2 separate regions of the Homo sapiens genome follow, and region 2 is linked to region 1. The links are chromatin loops, found by intact Hi-C in ENCODE. Cell type or tissue: dorsolateral prefrontal cortex. All regions are shown on one strand. Each heading gives the region's core, and the rest is flanking DNA. Links, peaks and the distances in the headings are about the cores only.

Evidence for each region. A loop is a pair of places that touch in the nucleus more often than their neighbours do. Peaks named below come from ENCODE experiments on the same cell type or tissue, not always from the same donor. Only the 100,000 strongest peaks of a DNase experiment are listed, where the experiment ranks them.
Region 2: it touches region 1 in a loop (3-fold over the local background); 19 of 110 quality-filtered maps call a loop at or near these places.

Annotation. Positions count from the first base shown.
Region 1 is chr17:73,424,932-73,432,984 of GRCh38, reverse strand. It overlaps SDK2 (sidekick cell adhesion molecule 2), which reads left to right. Exons shown (of 45, transcript NM_001144952.2): 11 at 1,316-1,483; 12 at 2,372-2,474. Among named protein-coding and RNA genes, the nearest start is that of SDK2-AS1, 85 kb to the left of the region's middle. RefSeq lists an enhancer at 3,481-3,530. In dorsolateral prefrontal cortex, for the core only: CTCF peaks have their summits at 3,222 and 3,424 (motif pointing left); a DNase peak (open chromatin) is centred at 3,414.
Region 2 is chr17:73,828,731-73,836,783 of GRCh38, reverse strand. No RefSeq gene overlaps it. Among named protein-coding and RNA genes, the nearest start is that of LINC00469, 4.2 kb to the right of the region's middle. RefSeq lists enhancers at 6,409-6,908, 6,909-7,410. In dorsolateral prefrontal cortex, for the core only: no CTCF peak of the experiment used is centred there; a DNase peak (open chromatin) is centred at 4,929; H3K27me3 peaks cover 300 bases.

The sequences.
Region 1 (8,053 bases), core at 1,255-6,254:
GAACCAGCAAAGCCCAAGCCACCTCCCTAAGGCCATCTGCCCTGTGTGCTTCCTCTTCACCTCTGTGTGTGCACACTCACCTTCACAACTCTCCCCTGCACACACACACATATGCACACACACGCATGTGCACACACATGCACACACATACATGCACACGTACATACACATGTGCACACATATGCACACACATGTACATACACATGTGCACACACACGTACAAACACAGTTGCTCCTTCACACCGGCAAGCCCCAGCTCAGAGGTGCCTCCTCCAAGGACTCACCCTGCCCCAGCCCCCAGCCCTCCCCTCCAGCCCTACCTCCTTCACTCCCCACCTTCTCATGCATTTGGTCATCGGCTTATTTACCTAGCTCATGGCCTGTCTCCCCACAAAGTCAGGGGTGTCGGTTTTGTCCACTGCCGTCTCCCAGGACCTAGAACAGAGTCTGGCACACGGTAGGCACTCAATAAACATTTGTGGGGATAATAGGGGCACACCTAGGCACGTGCTTACACATGGAAATAAACACATCCACCCAGCACACTCAGTTCACTGTGCCTGCACGCATGTACAAACGGACATGCGACCCCCAGATGGACACATGGAGATTCCCTTCCTTACGGGGGTGGGGGGTTCTTTAAAATAGACATAGTCACAAAGACCTGCATTCCCAGGCTCACTCCTGCAGGTGCACTTGCACTCTCTCTTTCTCCCCCTCTTTCTCTGGCCAGGACCCTCCCAGGCTGGGCCCCAGGCTCCCTGGGTCCCCCTGCAGAAGGAGGTCTGTCCTGACCAGGGCTGCTGCTGGGGGACAGCGTGTCCCTCTCTACCCCACCCCCACTCCAGGCAGCTCCCGTCACTTCCCTTCACTCTCTTGAAGGTGACTCTCCCCAGAAGCATCCTGCCGCAGGATGCCCGTCATCACCTTGTCAGAGCTGTCCCCCCGCCAGCTCCCCCAACCCGGGTGCCAGCTGCCTCTGAGGGCTGTGCCGGGCTACTGCTCACCGTCATCAGGAAACTGCGCCCCCTTCTCTGTTGAAGGGCACGTGGTGTGGCGGGCACAGGAGCATCAGGGGACCTGGGCTCTAGGCTGCCCGCTCTGAGACCCTGTGCCCTCGTGTCCGTCCCTAAGCCAGAAAGCTCTCCAGGTCTCTCAGCCCCCACCCCAGCCCCACCGCCATCTGTCCTCATTCCTTCCAGCATTTCCAGAGCCAGGGGCCTGTGGGGGGACCATGCTGCCCTGGAGCGGCCAGGGAAGGGCAGGGTGTGCCCTTGGGGGCTACAGGCTGACCCCCACCCTGTTTTGCCCTCAGGGGAGCGCATCTTGGCCAGTGGCTCTGTGCAGCTGCCTCGCTTCACACCCCTGGAGTCGGGCAGCCTCCTCATCAGCCCCACACACATCTCCGATGCGGGGACCTACACCTGCCTGGCCACCAACTCTCGGGGGGTCGATGAGGCCTCAGCAGACCTAGTCGTTTGGGGTGAGTGTGCAGAGCCACAGGGCTTTATACATTTGTGTGTGCGTGTGTACATCCCTGTAGGTGCTGAGGACTCAGGACAGCTACGGGGCACAGGCTCATACCACCAGTGTCTCCATCCCCAGTGTCTGTCCCAGTCAGGGCCCTTCTCATCAGAGGGACAGTGACAAAGTGGTTCAGAGGCCAGGGACTAGGAAGATTCTGCCGGTGATGCTATGCTTGGCCGACTTGAGAGAACATTGAAGTTATAGGAGAGCTGCCTTCATATATTTTAGGGCAGAAATCGGCAAATATTTTCAAGAAAGGGCCAGATCATAAATATTTTAAGCTGTGTGGGCCAGACGGTCTCTGTCACAACGACTCAACTAGCTTCCGTTTTATCTAGAAAGCAGCCACAGACGGTATGTCATCCAATGGGCGTGGCTATGTTCCAGTAAGGGTTTATTTAGCCAAAAAGGCCACCTGCCGGATTTGGCCCCCAGCCTGTAGTTAGCCGACCCCTGCTGTAAGAGAGCTTCTCAAGCCACTTCCAACTTTGGATCCACACCCAGCATACCTGTGGGCCACTTGTCTGGGCTGAGCCCAGGGGTCCTGGTGCATGAAGCACTAGACTGGAAATCAGAAAGCCCTATTTTTACCCTGGCTGGACCACTGATATGCTGAAAATATGGTCCTGATCGTCCTTAGAGTTTGGTCTCTCCATCCCATACATGGTTTGTGAGAGCAAAATTTAATGAGCCCCAACTATGACGTGGCTTCCAAGAATTAAAGTACCAGGGAGCTCATTGTTCTTTTTAACCATTTGGGGGCTTTCATATGGTATCCACCCAGAGTCCAGCCACACAGCCCCCACACCTCTTCTCACCATGCTGTCTCCGCTGTATCTTTCAGCTCGGACCCGCATCACCAAGCCCCCCCAGGATCAGAGTGTCATCAAGGGCACCCAGGCCTCCATGGTGTGCGGAGTGACCCACGACCCCCGAGTAACCATCAGGTACTGGCTCTGCTGTTGACTCCAGGCAAGAGGGGAGGGGGAGCCTCTGGCAATAGCTTGTAGCTGGGCGAGTGTCCACATTAGGGAGGTAACAGCTGCAGAGCCACGCCTTCTCCTGGGCAGTGGCATTTCCAGAGCTGAGTGCAGGGCTGAGAGGTAGGGGGTATGAAATAAACACCCGGGAACTGAGCTACCCTGAATTGAGTTAAGCCAGTTTCCAAGGTGGGAGGAAAAGAGGAAGGGGTGCAGAAAGATGAAGTAAGAGGAATGGAGGAGGGGGTGAGGGAGGGGAAAGGAAGAGGCTTGTGGGTTAGTGAGCATGGAAGGGAAGGAGCTGCTGTCTCTGGCCCTGGACGCCACTGCTAGTGTCCCCCAGCCCACCCCAAGTCTTTGGCCCTCTGGCCTCTGAATGGGCAGCAGAGGGGTCTGGGCAGGCGGATATGGGATCAGCTATAGGGGTGGGGCAGGAGATGACCCCTGGGGGGACCCTGCAAGAGAAGCACATGTGGGAAACTGAGCCTCCAAACCGAGGTCACCCCACCATCTTCCATGGCCAAGCCGGGACCTTGGCAAGGGACTTGGCTTCCAGGTAACTCAGTCCCGCCTCTGTGGAAGCCACTAAAAGGGCTGGGAGGAAGCAGCCAAGAAAGGTATAAAAGCCGGGACCCCTCCCAAGCACCTGAACCAAACCCTACCCCCACCCCCAAGGCTTTGGAAGCTAAAACCAGGAGGAGATTGTCCCTGCCTTCTCTTCCTTGAGCTCCAGAATGCTGAGGGAAATGCAACTGCTTCCTTAGAAATAAATATTCCCTGCGTGTTGCTTCTCTATTTTATGAGCAATATCACTGTCAAAGCAACTGGCACCGAGGCTAGAAGGGGCCGGCGCTCCTGCACTGGGAGAAATGGCCTCCTCCTCATGCCGAAGGCAGCTGCGTCCTGGGGCGCCATCTGGTGGCCACTGGACCTATGACAGTCTGTACAGCCACCCCCAAATGAGACTCCGGGGAGCCCAGGTTGGTACAAGGGGCTCCAGGCTTTTGGCCAACACTGATTCTCAGAGAACATATCAGCGGCCCCAGTTTGAGAAACACCTCATGAAGTGTTGACCACTTAAGGCAGTCATCACATGACGCTAGCACAAATGCAAAAATGTACATAGATGTATTAATAGTTAGAAGATTTTTGACTGAGATTCCAGAATATGCTTATTTCTGGGTTTAATAGATTTTTCTTAAAAAATTAACATACCAACTGTAAAAAAGGTCCTGGGAGAGAACCCACATAGAATACTGCTGTGTATCTCGGGCCCATTCATTGTGTAGTAGCTATACTTTTAGCATTCATTAATAGGGAAATTCTGAAATTCAGTATACTTTAAATCAGACTTTATTTATAAAAAAGATGACTTACTTATAAAAAGTGTCAACTTATTTGAGAAAGACATACATTGTATTCATTCTCTAGACAGTTACTGATGCATAATGGGATTCGGGGGTCTCTTGCAAAGTAACCTGCAGACCCACTCTGTAGGCCCTTCCAGTGAACTGCAGGTCAGAAATCCCTGTACCAGGTTACTGAAGGGAGGTCCTCGCCTTAAACGGAATTAACCATCTAGGACCATCTTTTCATCAAAGGGATGATTCTGGGGAGCAGAATCATCCCTTTATCCCCCCCAAAATTGGCAAAGTCTATGCCCAAGGCCACCCCAGCAGCTCCCACCCCAGTCTGTCTTCCTTGGACTGGGGGGACGGGGACATCCCTTCTACCCTCCGTCTTGAGGTAGATCTTGGGGATGGGGTGAGACCCAGACCTCAGCAATTTTAAGAAGCTCCCCAGGTGATTCTAATGTGTCACCAGGATTGAAAACCCTGTTCTATCTGCAAAACACAGCAGGGTTCCCTAAGCAGACTATTAGGTGGGTGCAAACGTAACTGCGGTTTTTGCCTTTGAAAGGAATGGTCAAAACTGCAATTACTTTTGCACCAACCTAATAGAAAGGATCTCAACAACCAAACCAGACTAAAGTGGTGCCGCTGAATCCTGAGTGACACGTCCTCAGAGCAAAGCCAGGTGCAGGGGTGAGGGCCTGGGCGGGTGCAGGTTTCTAGCATGAAAACCTCCAAAATAGTTCTAGAAAAAAACACTCTGGCCAGGCGCCGTGCCTCACGCCCATAATCCCAGCACTTTGAGAGGCCGAGGCGGGTGGATCATGAAGTCAGGAGATGGAGACCATCCTGTCCAACATGGTGAAACCCCGTCTCTACTAAAAATACAAAAAAAATTAGCTCAGCCTCCCAAAGTGCTAGGATTACAGGCGTGAGCCACTGTGCCCAGCTGGATTTTGGCCATTCTAATAGCTGTGCTGTGATATCTCGTTGTTGTTTTAATTTGCATTTCCCTAATGACATATGATGTACAGCATCTTTTCATTTGCCTGTTGGTCTTCTGTGTACCTTCTTTGGTGAGGCATCTGTCAATGACTATTTTTTAATCAGATTGTTTTCTTATTGCTGAGTTTTAAGAGTTCTTTGTAGATTTTGGATAGCAGTGCTTTATCAAAGATATCGTTTACAAATATTTTCTTCTAGTGTGTGGCTTCTCTTTTTATTCTCTTGAAAGTGTCTATCAAAGAGCAGCAATGTTTGATTTAATGAAATCCAGCTTATCTGTTCTTTCTTTCATGGATTGTGCCTTGGGTGTCGTATTTAAAAAGTCATTGCCAAACCCAAGGTCATCTAGATGTTCTCCTGTATTATCTTCTAGGAGTTTTATAGCTTTGCATTTTACATTTAGCTCTGGGATCCAATTTGAGTTAATTTTTGTGAAGGGTGTAAGATCTGTGTCTAGATTTTTTTTTTTTTTTTTTTTGCATGTGGATGTCAAGGTTTTCCAGCACTGTTTGTTGAAAAGACTTCTTTTTTATTTTTATCTTTGTTTTTGTTTTGTAATTGATTTGTTGGAGAAACCAGGTTCTAGAAGACAGAGGTCAGCAATCTTTGCTGTAAAGGACCAAAAAGTAAACATTTTAGGCTTTAAGAGAGCCATATGGTCTTGTCATGACTACTCAACTCTGTTTATAGTGCCAAAGCAGCCATATGTAAACAGGCACTAAGTAAACAGATGGGCATGTCTGTGTTCTAATAAAACTTTATTTACACAGACAGGCAGCAGGCCATAGTTTGTTGATCCTGCTATGGAATATTCAACACTCTGGATTGGCCTGGCTGCTGTCTCACAGTGTTGTTAACCTGTTCTTCTATCCTCTGTATTTATAATTCAATTTCAGTAACTGCTAATTAGATTCATGTTCAATTGTTTTGGCACAAATACTTCACAGGCAGTGATCTCTGCTTCCTAAAGCACCACATTCTGAAGCAAAGAATGTCTGCTTGCCATAGGCTATTTCTTTTTTTTCTTTTTTTTTATGAGATGGAGTCTCGCTCTGTCACCCAGGCTGGAGTGCAGTGGCACCATCTCGGCACACTGCAAGCTCTGCCTCCCGGGTTCACGCCATTCTCCTGCCTCAGCCTCCCGAGTAGCTGGGACTACAGGCTCCCGCCACCACGCCTGGCTAATTTTTTGTATTTTTAGTAGGGACAGGGTTTCACCGTGTTAGCAGGATGGTCTCAATCTCCTGACCTCATGATCCGCCAGCCTCGGCCTCCCAAAGTGCTAGGATTACAGGCATGAGCCACCGCGCCCGGCCCCCATAGGCTATTTCTTACATGGGAATTACTCTCTGCAACTAAATTTGCTTTTAAGTAAAATTCTGCCCATCCTGTGAGTGCTGGCAAGTCCTTTCTAAATAAAGGGATGAATTGAAGGTGATTACTGTTGTTGATTTGTAAATAGGTATTAAAAGACTTAAAAATTAACTCAACGATTTCACTGCTGAGAATTTGTCCTTGAGGAAATGATTTGGAATGGTTGTAAACATTTTGCCATAAGGACCACAGCTTTAACTATAATATTAGAAACCAAGGAGCTAAACTGGATGTCCAACATTATGGGATCGGTTAAATTACAAAACAGCTGTACTGACACATGTGCATCCAATAAAAAATCATGGTGTGGAAATATCACATCAAAAAGAGTTTATGATATTTTTATTGAGTCAAAAAGCAGCTTTAAAAACAGGATGACTGGTCAGGCGTGGTGGCTCAAGCCTGTAATCCCAGCACTTTGGGCGGCAGAGGCAGGCGGATCACCTGAGGTCAGGAGTTCAAGACCAGCTTGGCCAACATGGCAAAGCCCCGTCTCTACTAAAAATACAGAAAAAAAAAAAAAAAAAAAAAAAAAAAAGCCCAGCATGGTGGTGCAGGCCTGTAATCCCAGCTACCAGGGAGGCTGAGGCAGGAGAATTGCTTGAACCCGGGAGGCGGAGGTTGCAGTGAGCCAAGATCGCACCACTGCACTCCAGCCTGGGCAACAGAGTGAGATTCTGTCTCAAAATAAAATAAAATAAAATATAAAAATAGGATGGCTGAATAGATTGCTGTATACCATTCATGTAAATATACTGTATCATTTAAAATATGTAACAAAGGCTAACTGTTACTGACCGCTTGCCGTGGTTCAGGCACTTCTCTATTTTATATTAGCTTGCACAATCCTCACAGCAGTGCTATGAGGTGGGTGGTGTTAGTTTCCTCATATTACAGGTGAGGCAACTGAGGCCTAGCAAGGTTAAATAAACTCACCCAAGGCCAGGCGTGGTGGCTCACACCTGTAATCCCAGCACTTTGGGAGGCTGAGGCAGGTGGATCACTTGAGGTCAGGAGTTAGAGACCAGCCTGACCAACATGGTGAAACCCCATCTCTACTAAAAATACAAAATTAGTCGGGCGTGGTGGTGCTCGCCTATAGTCCTAGCAACTCGGGAGGCTGAGCCACGAAAATCACTTGAACCTGGGAGGTGGAGGTTGCAGTGAGTCAAGACCGCACCACGGCACTCCAGCCTGGGCGACAGAGCCAGACTCTGTCTAAAATAAATAAATTCATTAATAAATTAGCTCACCCAAGATCACAAAGCTGGAAAGTAGCAAAGCCAGCATTTGGCCTGAGAGTCTGACTCCTGAATGCAGCAGTGCTGCAGTGCACTGCCTATCCGGGCGGGGAAGAAGGGTCTGGAAGATATGCACACATTCAAATGTTAATCGTGGTTCCCTAGTATCAGAAAACTTTTGAGTTTTCTTTTTCTTTTCCTTTCTTTTTTTATTTTTCTTACCCGTACTTTTTACTTTTCTGTTGGTTCTGCTTCTGTTTTTTGGGGGGGCTTTTTGTGTGTTTTTGAGATGGAGTTTTGCTGTGTCGCCCAGGCTGGAGTGCAGTGGCACCATCTCGGCTCCCCGCAACCTCCACTTCCCGGGTTCAAGTGATTCTCCTGCCTCAGCCTCAAGAGTAGCTGGGATTACAGGCACTGGCCACCACGCCCGGCAAATTTCTGTATTTTTAGTAGAGACAGGGTTTTGCCATGTTGGCCAGACTGGTCTCAAACTCCTGACCTCAGGTGATACACCCACCTCGGCCTCCCAAAGTGCTGGGATTACCGGTGTGAGCCATGCACCCAGCCTGGTTCT
Region 2 (8,053 bases), core at 2,073-7,072, 400 kb before region 1:
TCTGCCCCCACCAGCTCCCGTGTGGCCCAGGCAATGGCCACACAGGTGCCTAAAGTCTGGGTGGGGCAGTGGCTGGCCAGAACACTAAACAAGCATCCGCACACCAGAAACAGCAAACAGACAAAACATCTTCTGGAGTCCTGAGTGGGGCTGACTGTGGGGTCCAATCCACAACTACTGCTGGTTTCCTCCAGTCTGGTGGCTAGGTATGCAGGGAGAGCCGCTGGTGGGCCCAAGTGGACAGCAAGATTTCTTGGTGCTGACTCTTCTGGTCACTTCCTACCAAGGTAAAGAGCATGTTTCAGGAATACACTTGTGTCCATTTTATTCAACAAGTATACTGAGCATCTCCTAACGGCATGATGTTGAACACAGTAGTCAGGCACAACCCCACTCAGGAGCTCAGGATAGAGCGATGGGGAGGCGGGGGGAGCACCATTAGGAAAATAGCATGCCAATAATTAATGACCGTTAATCGATAAATAATGACAAATAGTCGATGTTTGGGGCAGTGAGAGACTATAACAGAAAACCTGATATCATACAATAAGCTCAGCTCTTACAGGTGCCCCTAGACTGCCACTGTGACGTGTCATTCACTTCTGATCTTTCATTTTGTAGCAAACTTAAAATTCAAGATGAGATTCCCTGGACCCACCACGGTCACCACACTCCCTGGACTTTTCAGAACAGCTCTGATTTCAAGAATTCTATTCCTTTGTTCTCATAAACCATAGAAACGTCAATATTTTCAGCAACCAAACAATGTCTCCTAGATTGCCTTCTCTCAAATCCACTTGCACGCAAATCTTCCAGGGCTCCGGGTCCTGATTTGAGGTTTGGAAAATGTGTTGTGGGGGAATTATACTGCTCAGCCACTACTGCTTCCTCCTCCCCTAACTCCCACCCTTCTCTGTCCAGTCCCCCACCGTCTATCTCAGACAGTGCTTACGCAGGAAATGAAAAGCCGTTTGGAAATTAGAGTAAGCAAAACAGAATAAGCGAGACAGGTTGTGGTGTAGAGAGGTCACATAATTCATTCTCAAGCCCAGTGGAAAAAAAGTGTTTCTTTCCTGCCGTTTGTATAGAAAATTGAGCATTTTCTGTTTCCTCACCCAGTACAGTCTGTCTTCAAAGACTCTGGGTACACTAGAGGAGAGGAGTAAGTTGTAACGGATGGAGTAATTGGGCGAATTAAGCCTGGAAGTAAAATTCTTTCTACTTGGAAGGGGCAGGACTCTGCAGAGGAGGCAGGCAGCATTTCACTGAGGTGGGTTTGGGCAGGGGTGTTTTGCTTTTGTTTTTCAAATAAGAAGAAAGATTTCTTTATTAATGGCAGTTGTAGAATAGACTTGCAGTCCTCTAGGAAACCACCGGTGATCAGGGTCATGGTTCATGAGGATGATGGGTAACAGCTGTCATTTATTGAACACATACTACGTGCCAGGACCCAGGAAAGCGTTTTATATGGGCTGCCTCATTTAACCCTAACAGCCCTACAGAGCACGTACTGTTTCTAACGAGAAACTGAGAATTGAAAGAGATAAACATCTCATTCACTATCACACTGCAGGTGAGCCCGGGAGCCAAGATGTGAATCTCAAAGCCCGTCCCCAGCCCTCACTCTTAGACACCGCCCTGTGCTGCGAAGGGCAGGGCCATGCCAAAGTTCAATAGCACCTAGGTAGAGGGAAGACTTTCTGGAAGAGACACACCCCTAAGCAAAATTTTAGAAAGGACGTATTCTAGCCTGGCAAATGTCAAGAGGGAAGAAAAAGGAAACGGCGGCTGTGTCCATCTCACAAGTAGCTGGTATTGTGTCAGAATCTTTACCTACGCTCTTGTTTAAGCCTGAAGACGTGAGTTAGGTATAATGACTCCCATTTGACAGATGAGAAAACTGAGGCCACACCGTAATCGAAGATTCGAGTCAGTTTATGGAAGGACCAACCTCCTGACACTCATCCCCATATTCTGTTCAGGGCTTCACTTAGCAAGCCAGCAAGGCAGGGAGAGTTCAGAAGGTTGGCAGGGAACGACTGGCAGAAGCATCAAAAAATTAAGTTAAAAATCGGCTCCAAAACACCTCCTCCAAGAATCCTGCAAAAATTGGTAGCGGGCTTGGTTTTCATGGCACCTGAGAACCTTGAGCCCAGCAGACCCTTTAACAAACACTTGTTGAATAAAACCTGTGAACAAGTGACTGAATTTTAAGGTCACCTTTTTAAAAGCAGGCGTTGTCTCTTGATTGGGGTCCCTCACCCATCTCTTTGGCCCTAGTTCTGTCTTGTCTCTCTCCGCCCGCCTCTTATCTATCACGCTCGCTTTTCCTGCCTTCTCTCATTAGCGCTGGAAGGGAAATGCGCCACTCCAATTCTCCGGCTGCCTCCTCACTGCTGTTGAGCTTCAGAGCACAGTATTTAAATCCTGTTAAATAACCTGTTTTCATGGGCAATCACAGCCAGGTTAGTAAATTCCCCACACGCTCACGCTTTAGACAAAACCGACATCCCAGGTCCACAGAAAATTGGCCATTGTCCTTTAATGGTGAAATTGAACTGAGCAAATGGTGGCACTTTAAAAGAAAGTCGTTGCCATTCACACAAAAAGTTCAGCCTACTGCTCTGGAAATTTCCAGTTCACAGCCCATTTCTCTCCAGGTATAAAGGAGAAAATAAATACCCTTGCAAGGCAAGTGATTAATTTCAGCCAGCATTTTTGAGGCTCCTGCTGATGGCTGGCTCTCGGGCTCTTAATCGGTGGCCCTGGCCAGGTGGGGGGTCCCATCTCTGGGATTTCAAACTGGCAGCTTCTCTGCTTCCACGTGACTGCGAGTCACAGGAGGAATATGCCTCTTGTCATGCTCCAGAAGATGGAGAGGCAGTGAGCGGAAGAAGCTGGGAATTACTCATTTTTTTTCATGACTCTAATGGGCTACGAACCTAGCTTCTGTCATGTTCTCCACCACCACCTCCATGCCTTTAATAGGCACCACTGTGTGCATGGCTGCACATTAAGGGGACTGTAGAGAGATGCCAAGAGGTATATGAGCGTGCCTCCATTGGTGAAGGGATTCAGTAGCTTTATTATTATTATTATTATTATTATTATTATTATTATTATTATTATTATTTTTAGAGACAGAGTCTCACTCTGTCGCCCAGGCTTGAGTGCAGTGGCACCATCTTGGCTCACTGCAACCTCTGCCCCCTGGGTTCAAGTGATTCTCCTGTCTCAGCCTCCCAGGTAGCTGGGATTACAGGCGCCTGCCACCATGCCCAGCTAATTTCTTGTATTTTTAGTAGAGACGGGGTTTCACCATCTTGGCCAGGCTGGTCTTGAACTCCTGACCTCATGATCCATCCGCCTCGGCCTCGCAAAGTGCTGGGATTACAGACGTGAACCACCACACCCAGCCAGTAGCTTTATTTGATCCTGAGGGTGGCTCAGAAGATGCCTAGACTTCCTGCCACTAGTAGATGGTTTAGATCCAAGCCTTTAGTTTTTTATTTTATTTTATTTATTTATTTTTTTATTTTTTTGAGATGGAGTCTCACCCTGTCACCCAGGCTGGAGTGCAATTGCACTATCTCGGCTCACTGCAACCTTCACTTCCCAGGTTCAAACTTCTGCCTCAGCCTCCCGAGCAGCTGGTACTACAGGTGCCTGCAACCATGCCCAGCTAATTTTTGTATTTTTAGTAGAGACAGCGTTTCACCATCTTAGCCAGGCTGGTCTCGAATTCCTGACCTCGTGATCCTCCCACCTCGGACTCCCAAAGTGCTGGGATTACAGGTGTGAGCCACTGCGCCCAGCCAAGACTTTGGTTTTTGTTATACGTGGGCAGCACCCAGAAATGGCACTCATCTCCCATTTGCCCTAAACCAATAACACCTTGTGAATCAGTCATCGACTACTGTGTAACAAATAACCCTAAACTTGGTGTGGCCTCAAACAACAACCATATACTCAGTCTCAATTCTGTGGTTTGCCAATTTACAGTGGACTCAGCTGGTCTGAGATGTTCTACTGAGCTTCACTGAGCTCAGCTGCATTCATCTGCACAACTGCTGGGTGGGCTGGAGGCTGGTTGGCCTAGCTGGGCCATGGGCTAGTTCAGGCTTGTTCACAGGTGGTCTTAGTGTTCCACGGTCAAGAGTGGAGGCTTCATGGCCTTAGAGTGGACACATTGTCACTTCTACCAGCTTCTGTTGACCACAGCAAGACAAATGGCCAGTTCAGATTCAAGGGGTGGTGTAGTAGTTTGAATAGTGTCCCCAAAAAATGCGTGTCCATCTGGAACCTCAGAATGTGACTTTCCTTGGAAATAGGGTCTTTGCAGATGTAAATAATTAGGGATCTCCAGGTGCAAACATCCTAGATTTAGAGTGGGCTCCAAATCCAATGACCGGCATCCTTGTAAGAAGAGAGGAAGACACAGAGACAGAGAGACACAGTGAGAAAGACACACAAAGTCAGAGGCAGAGATTGGAGTGATGGAGCTACAAGCCAAGCAAGTCCAAGGATTGACACCAGGAGAGAGATCTGGAGTGGATTCTCCCCTAGAGCCTTCAGAGAGAGCATGGCCCTTCCAACAACTTGACTTTGGACTTATTCTGTTGTTTCAGCCACCTGCTTTATGGCAATTTGCTACAGCAGCCCTAGGAAGCTAATATGGGAGGGAAATAGACTCCAGCTCTTGATGGGGGAAGATGCAAAGTCATATTGCAAAGGATGAGAATACAGGAAGGCAGGGGGAAGTAGAGCCTCTTTTGCAATCTTGCACCTTGGTTTACCAGTCCCCACTTTGTTCCTGGCAGGTGTCTTAAAACCGAAGAGCATCACAGAATGCCAGACACCAGACACTCACCACACGCAGTGGGTGCTATTTCTGCACCAGGCTCCAGAGAGTGCGTTCCTGGGTGCTGACGCTCCTACAGCTGCCTCCTCTGCAACAGCCTCTCTTCCCTGTACAGATTCCTCACCACATCCAGCCAAATTGCCTTCATCTCAGCAGAGGCTGTAGAAGGCAGACGGCCAGGAGAGTGGGGCCGTCAATGCACTGGGTACAGCAGTGATCCTCCAGGATTTTCAACACCTCAGGTCCTAGTGGCCTGGGATGATCTGACCCCAGACACCCTCCCCAGATGCAAGTCCATCCCCAATGCACAGGAAGGAATACATCTCTGGATTGACTAAAACATCATACTGGAAAGGAAGTTTGACAGAGGAAGGTCATTCTCATTCCACAGGCACTTCAAAGACAGGCTTCTCTCTTGGGAGTCGAGCTGTAGCTTCCATGAAGTTTTCAGCACGTTTTCTGAATACCCACCTGTCATCGATGCTTGGAGGTGCAAAGTGGGTTGGATGACTGAATCCTGCCCTTGAGAGCTGACACTGTCACCAACGTTGTTGAGATGGGCTGGAGTCACCCACTGAGCACTCAGTGACTGGTACGCCAAAGGCCAAGGCCTCACGGTGGACACCATGATGAAAACAACATACAATTAGATGGGAGGAAAACATTCTGTTCTTCTCTGGCACAGAAGAGTGGCTATTGTTAATACTAATGTACGGAATATTTCAAAATACCTAGAAGAGAGGACTTCGAATGTGCTCACCGCAAAGACATGACAAATATTGGAGGTGATGAATTTGCTAATTACCCTGATTTGATCCTTACACAAGCTATACATGTGTGGACACATCACACTATACCCCATAAATATGTACAACTATATGTTCTTTTTAAAAGATGGAAACGATGCCAATGTCCATCAACTGGTGAATGGATAAACGGAGTGTGTGTGTCCATATGATGGGATCGCATTTGTCCATGTAAAGGAAGGAAGTGCTGATACACGCCACAGCGTGTGTTGGTGGACTGCTCGGGGCCCATGCACACCTTGTGTCCAGGCTTCCTCTTGCAGGACCAGGATCTTCCCTGTCTCCTTCCACGTTGCTGAAGAGTCACCCTGCATCAGGCAGTGGATCACAGTGGCAGAGTGATGAGCTTGATAGACAAGGAGCAGCCTTCAGGGAGCTTTCACCCAGTAGGGGAAATGGATGAATAACCAACAACAACACCTACTTACAGCTTGTGAAGGTGCCAAAAAGAAACCAGAAAGGTGCCCTGGGAGAGGGGAGCTGGGGTGGGGATAGTGGGTGAGAAGGAGTTGAAATCTGAGCTGGGACATGAGGAACTGTGCTATACAGGGTTGAATAGTGCCCTCCCCTGCCCCCACCACCATTCATATTTTCTCCAGGAACCTCAGAATTTTTTTTTTTTTTTTTTTTTTTTAAAGAATCAGGGTCTTAGTGTGTTGCCCAGGCTGGTCTTGAATCCTGGCCTCAAGCAATCCTCCCACCTTGACCTCCCAAAGTGCAGGGATTGCAGCGTGTGCCACCATGCCCTGCCAGAATATGATCTTATGTGCAAATAGGATCATTGCAGATGTAGTTAATGTGAGGTCATACTAGAGTAAGATGGGCCCTTAACCCAATATGATTTGTGTCCTCATATGAAGGGAGAAGAGACACAGCCATGCACAGAGGAAAGACAGTGAAAGCACAGACACGCAGAGGGAGATGGCCTCGTGACAACAGTGGCAGAGGCTGCAGCGATGCAGCTACAAGCCAGGGAACCCGGAGGATTGGTGGTAACCACCTGCAGCTGGAAGAGGCAAAGAGGATGCTCTCCCACAGCCTTCAGAGGGAACAGGCCCCTGGCAAGACCTTGACTTTAGAGCTGGGCCTCCACAATGATGAGAGAAGCCATTTCTGTTGTTTGAAGGCACCCAGTTGATGGCAATTGGTTACAGCGTCCACAGGAGGCTGAAACAAGAGCGAAGACTGTTCCAGCAGAGGGAGGAGCCAGCGCAGATGACTTCACGAGAAAGTTCCTAGGCCTGCTGGAGCAGCGGCCGGGACGCCCAAAGGAGCGGGAGCCCTACAGGCAGGCAGGGATGGTCCCAGAAGGAGTTGGTGCCCAGCCACAGGGTCTTGTAGACCATGGTGATGATGTTTGTTTTATTCTAAGAACGCTGGGAAGTCATTGAAGGATTTTACAAGAAAGATGAAACATGATTTGAAGTTCATTTTTGAAAGATCGCATCAGCTGCTCTGTGAAGAGGAGTTTTGAAAGAGGCAAGAGAGGAGGCAGGACAGCCACTGTGGCCTGCAGGTCCTCAAACGATTACACAGAGTTACCGTGTGACCCACAGTTCCACTCCTCTGTATAGACCCACGAGAAACGAAAACATATATTCATACAGAAACCTGTACAAAATGTTTAAAGCAGCATTATTTGTAATAGCCCAAAGATAGAAACGACATAAATGTCCACCAATGAATCCATACAATGAGGTAGTTATTTGGCCATAGAAAGGAATGAAGTGCCGATAGGACAGCATGAATGAACCCGGGAACCATCACGATAAGTGAAGGAAGCCATTCACAAAAGACCACGGATTGTATGATTCCATTTAGACAAAATGCCCAGAAGAGGCAAATCTCTAGAGACAGAAAGTAGATTACTAGTTGCCTAGGGCTGTAAGGGTGAGCGTTGGGGAGGGGAGATAGCTGAAGGGTCAGAGCTTCTTTTTGAGGTGATACAAATGCTGTAAAATGGACCACGGTGACGATTGCAGCTACATGGAATATACTAGCAACCATTGAATTGTATACTTTTTTTTTTTAAGTGAAAGCAAGCTTATTAGAGAAGTAAAGAAACAAAAGCATGGCCACTCCATAGGCAGAGTAGCCTGAATTGTCCACTTTAAATGGGAGAATTACATAATATATGAATTACATTTCAATAACGCTGTTTAAAAGAAAAAAAAAAGAGTGAAATCTCAGAGGAGGCCACTGAGCACTCTGGTGGAAGAAAATGGTGACTTAGGCCAGGGTCATAGAAGTAGAGACAGCAAGAAGGGATGAAAACAGTGGATTGTGGAGGCCGAATAGACAACCGATGAATAGGTCAACACCTGCTGTCCATCTGTACGAGGGAATATTATTCAGCCATAAAAAGAAATGAAATGAACCTTGCTGC